2 separate regions of the Homo sapiens genome follow, and region 2 is linked to region 1. A link is a loop called in an ENCODE intact Hi-C map of the cell type or tissue named here. Cell type or tissue: mammary epithelial cell. All regions are shown on one strand. Region 1 has its middle 3.0 kb from the start of COA7. Region 2 overlaps ZYG11B (zyg-11 family member B, cell cycle regulator).

Evidence for each region. Hi-C counts contacts between places; a loop is a spot of excess contacts. Peaks named below come from ENCODE experiments on the same cell type or tissue, not always from the same donor. Only the 100,000 strongest peaks of a DNase experiment are listed, where the experiment ranks them.
Region 2: a loop joins it to region 1, with 5 times the contacts of the local background. A loop is called at or near these places in 16 of 110 quality-filtered maps.

The regions. Positions count from the first base shown.
Region 1 is chr1:52,700,107-52,702,606 of GRCh38, reverse strand. No RefSeq gene overlaps it. Among named protein-coding and RNA genes, the nearest start is that of COA7, 3.0 kb to the right of the region's middle. In mammary epithelial cell, a CTCF peak has its summit at 1,536 (motif pointing left); a DNase peak (open chromatin) is centred at 1,526; H3K4me3 peaks cover 152 bases.
Region 2 is chr1:52,813,466-52,815,965 of GRCh38, reverse strand. It overlaps ZYG11B (zyg-11 family member B, cell cycle regulator), which reads right to left. Exons shown (of 14, transcript NM_024646.3): 11 at 2,233-2,430; 12 at 2,054-2,106. Among named protein-coding and RNA genes, the nearest start is that of ZYG11A, 28 kb to the left of the region's middle. RefSeq lists an enhancer at 1,135-1,429. In mammary epithelial cell, no CTCF peak of the experiment used is centred here; a DNase peak (open chromatin) is centred at 1,275.

The DNA of each region.
Region 1 (2,500 bases):
TAGACACACCATTAAAATGAAAAACTTTTGGTTTTGAAAGACACTGTTATAAAAACAAAAAAGGCAGGCCAAACTGGGAGAAAATATATGCAAAACTTCTGATAACGGACTTGAATATATAAATAACTCTTAGAATGCAATAATAAAAAACAATCCAATAAAAAGGGGGCGAAAGATTTTAACAAACATGTCATCAAAGATACACAGATGGCAGATAAGCACATGAAAAGATGCCAACATTATTGGTCACTCAAAAAAATACAAACTAAACCTATGATAAGATACTGTTATATTCACTATAATGGCTAAAATTTTAAAAGACTGACCACACATCAAATTATGGTGAGGATGTAGGGCAACTAGAACTGTCAAACACTGCTGGTAAGAATGTAATGGTAGAATCACTTTAGAAAACAGTTTGGGTGTTTCTTAAAGTTAGATATATACCTACCATATGATCTAGCCATTCCACTCCTAGGTATGAACCCCAAAAATGGAAATGAATGCCCATACAAAGACACGTACACAAATATTCACAGCAGCTTTATTTGTAAGCCAAAAACTGGAAACCCAAATGGATAAACAAATTGTGATATATCTACATCATGAAATGTCATTCACTAAGAAAAAGAATGAACTATTAATACGTGTGGTAACATGGATGAATCTCAAAATAATTATGCTGAATCGAAGAAACTATACAAAAAGAAACAGTACTTACTGTATCATTCTATTTAGATAATATCCTACAAAATGCAACCCATCTTCAGTGACAGAAAGCAGATTAATGGTTGCTGGGGAGGGAATGAAGTACAAAGTCACATGAGGAAATTTTGAGGTGATGAATATGCTCATTATCTTGATTGTGATAATGGTTTACAGGTGTATACATATGTAGAAACTCATAATTGTTACTTTAAAGTTATGTGCAGTTTCCTGTATGTCAATTAGACCTTCATTTAATGTTTCTTATAGCTTTAAGAAAAACCTGGGTCAAAAGAGCAAGAGTCAGTGATATTCTAAGTTCCATTAATGAAAACCAAATTATTTGGAATGATAATCCCTCTTCTTAATTCAGTCAACAATACTTGGGCACCTAATATTGCTGGGCACAATCAAGACACTGTTATTATAACAAGAATGAGCTAAGACCACATGGACGATGTCAAATTGAAGCAGAGAACTTAAGAAGGCAAGCCAAAAAAAAAAAAAAAATACAGGGGAAAAGCACTCTAGGGCAGAGGCAACAGTTAGTTCAAACGGATCACGAGGTCAGGAGTTCGAGACCAGCCTGGCCGATATGGTGAAACCCCATCTCTACTAAAAATACAAAAATTAGGCGGGCATTGTGGTGGGCGCCTGTAATCCCAGCTATTCAGGAGGCTGAGGCAGGAGAATTGCTTGAAACCGTAAGGCGGAGGTTGCGGTGAGCCAAAATCACGCCACTGCACTCTAGCCTGGATGAAAGAGCAAAACAAAAAAAAGTGACCTCTTACTTGGTTGAGCCTCTCATCACCAACTAACTCTCTTGTGCCCTCTACCGCTCAGGTGATCTCATTTCAATGCAGTTCAACTCAGAAAATAAAGGGAAACATTCCCAGATTTTAGTAATCGACATCACCCTGCTCTATTCTATCATCAAGCCCTATTCTATTCTTGGCCCTGTGACCAGCATACAGGACACAGAGGTCACAGTCTGGTGGGGAACACAGACTTTCATGCCATTATTGGCATGACAAGAAACATTCCTGGAACAGGAATGACTTTGAGCCAGGCGCTCTGCCAAGCACATTGCATACATGAACTTGTAGTCCTTCTGACAGCCATTACAAATGGATCTGCATTTACAGAAGAGGATTCAGACTCACAAACATGATTGGTTTAAGGTTACAATTTAATAAACATGGAACATGGATTCTGAACTAAGATCTGTCCCCACTCCAAAGCCAGTTCTTTCTTTCCTACTACACTATACCAGAATAAACCAAGTGGTGTGGAACACCAAAATGGGAGCATCTAAATCTAATTTGAATGTGTGTAATTGTTGTGTCTGGGAAGACTTTACATAGGAGAGTATTTCCGATTTGTGTCAAAAAGGGTGGTCCAGGCATCAAGAGCAGAGGTAAACAGGGACACAAACTTGGGATCTATTCAGAGAACAGAAGGTTGGTGGGATGTGGGGGAAGAGAGGCAGAAAATAAGGCTAGAATCAGATTGCACAGGGTCTTGAAGGCCATCCTAAAGAAGATGACCTCAAACCAAAGTTCAAGGATTCCCATCCTGGGCCATGTGTACTGAGGAGTCCCCTAAGGTGATCAGGGTATAAGAAACCACAGGTAAATGTGGTATATTGCCTGGAATGTCAATTTTACTCAAAGGCTTGGGGGAGAAAAGGCAATCTTCTGTTATCCTATGAAAGATGTATTATGGGGAAATGAATGTAAAATCCTATGAATTTAAAAAATAAAACTGGGATTTCAGACATTATTGGCTGCCTTCC
Region 2 (2,500 bases), 110 kb before region 1:
AATTTTTGTTATTTATTTATTTATTTATTTTGATACGGAGTCTCGCTCTGTCGCCCAGGCTGGAGTGCAGTGGCGCGATCTCAGCTCACTGCAACCTCCGCCTCCTGGGTTCACGGCATTCTCCTGCCTCAGCCTCCCAAGTAGCTGGGACTACAGGCGCCTGCCACCACGCCCGGCTAATTTTTTTGTATTTTTAGTAGAGACGGGGTTTCACCACGTTAGCCAGGATAGTCTCGATCTCCTGACCTCGTGATCTGCCCGCCTCGGCCTCCCAAAGTGCTGGGATTACAGGCATGAGCCACCATGCCCGGCCTATTTATTTATTTTTACATTTATTTATTTATTTGAGACAGGGTCTCACTCTGTTGCTCAGGCTGGAGTGCAGTAAGGCGATCTCAACTCATTGCAGCCTCAACCTTCCAGGCTCAAGCGATTCTCCCACCTTAGCCTCCCAAGCAGCTTGGACTACAGGGATGTGCCACCACAACTGGCTAATTTTTTATTTTTTGTAGAGACGGGGTCTCACTATGTTGCTCAGGCTGAGCTCAAGTGATCTACCTGCCTTGGCCTTCCGAAGTGGTGGGACTACAGGTGTATGCCATCATGCCCAGGTTTTTTTATTTTTTAGTAGAGATGAGGTCTCACTATGATGCCTAGGCTAGTCTGCAACTCCTGAACTCAAGTGATACTACCACCTCAGTCTCTCAAAGTGTTGGGATTATAGGTGTGAGCCACCATGCCAGGCCCAGTATGCCCTTTAATAAATTATTACAAACTGTTTCCCCAACCAAATCTAGTGTTATTCCTTTTTTGAGAGTCTCATTCTGTCACCCAGGCTGCAGTGCAGTGGCGCCATCTCAGCTCACTGCAACCTCCACCTCCCAAGTTCAAGCGATTCTCATGCCTCAGCCTCCCAAGTAGCTGGAATTACAGGTGTGCACCACCATGCCCCACTAACTTTGTTCTTTCAGTAGAGACAGGGGTTTCAACATGTTGGCCAAGCTGGTCTCGAACTCCTGGATTGAAGTGATCCACCCACCTCAGCCTCCCAAAGTGCTGGGATTATAGGCATGAGCCACAATGCCTGGCCCAAATCTGGTGCTACTTCTAATTCCTTCAATGTGTCATTTTATTTTAGACCTTCCTACATTAATACGATGCTTTTTCTTCCTAAAAATCTCCTGCCTCTCCTTATCTTTCAACACTCAGGTCACAACTCACTTCCTCTGAAAGGTGTGTGTGTGTGTGTGTGTGTGTGTGTATTTACATTTGGAGTCTTGCTCTGTCACTCAGGCTGGAATGCAGTGATGCAATCATAACTCACTGCAGCCTCAAACTCCTGGGCTCAAGTGATCCTCCCAGGACTACAGGTATGTGCTACCCCACTGGGCTTCACCTTTAATTTCATAACATTCTATGGACATTTGGCATAACGGTATTTTATCTGATCCACATTCACTCTCCCTCACAAGGATATAAAATTCTTGTGTGCAGACACCATGTCTTTGTTCATTTTTGTATTTCAAGAGCATAGAACAAATTCCTAGCACTTGTCTTCAACAAATGTGAAATGAAGGAAACATGAAGAGTGATAGGTGGTAGAAAAAAGTCAAAATACTTTGCTTCTTTTAAAGCCAATACTTTTGGCTGGGTGTGGTGGCTCACGCCTGTAATCCCAGCACTTAGGGGGGCCCAGGCAGGCAGATCACCTGAGGTCAGGAGTTCAAGACCAGCCTGGCCAACATGGTGAAACCTCGTCTCTACTAAAAATACAAAAATTAGCGGGGCGTGGTCGTGGGCGCCTATAATCCCAGCTACTCGGGAGGCTGAGGCAGGGGAATTGCTTCAACCTGGGAGGTGGAGGTTGCAGTGAGCCAAGATCATGCACTGCACTCCAGCCATGGCGACGGAGTGAAACTCTGTCTCAAAATAAATAAATAAATAACCAATATTGAGGTGCCTGAGGGAAAAATTATGCATCTAGTAGGAATGACTCTTAGGAATGATCTCTAGACTAGGTTGCTGGTTTACTGTTAATTATGATACTAATTACCTGTATGCTACCATCTCACACTCTGGAGTTGGCCATTTCAAAATAGCTGAATGCTGGAAGACAAAAGACACACAAGAAAGGATTACAATATTTATTTAGCACTGCATTATTTACTACATTATGAGGCTTTGATAGTTTAACCACTATGAATGTCTTTTGTTGGTATGGAATGACCCTACCAAATCATCCAGCAGAGAATTCCTCTGGCTACGACTCAATGTCCAAGCTTGTTCACCTCTGGATATTAAATGGGCAATAATTCCAGCTGCAAAGTAACTGACTTCCACTTCCACACTGTGTAGGAGACTACTGATGTGGTCTATAAAATCTTTCCACATTAATTCAGAATGTAATTCTTGTACTTCAGCTATATTGTTCTGGAAAAAAAAAAGAAAATATAAAAATTAATGTAATATGTATAGTAAATGGTTAAGATAACTGTTTTTA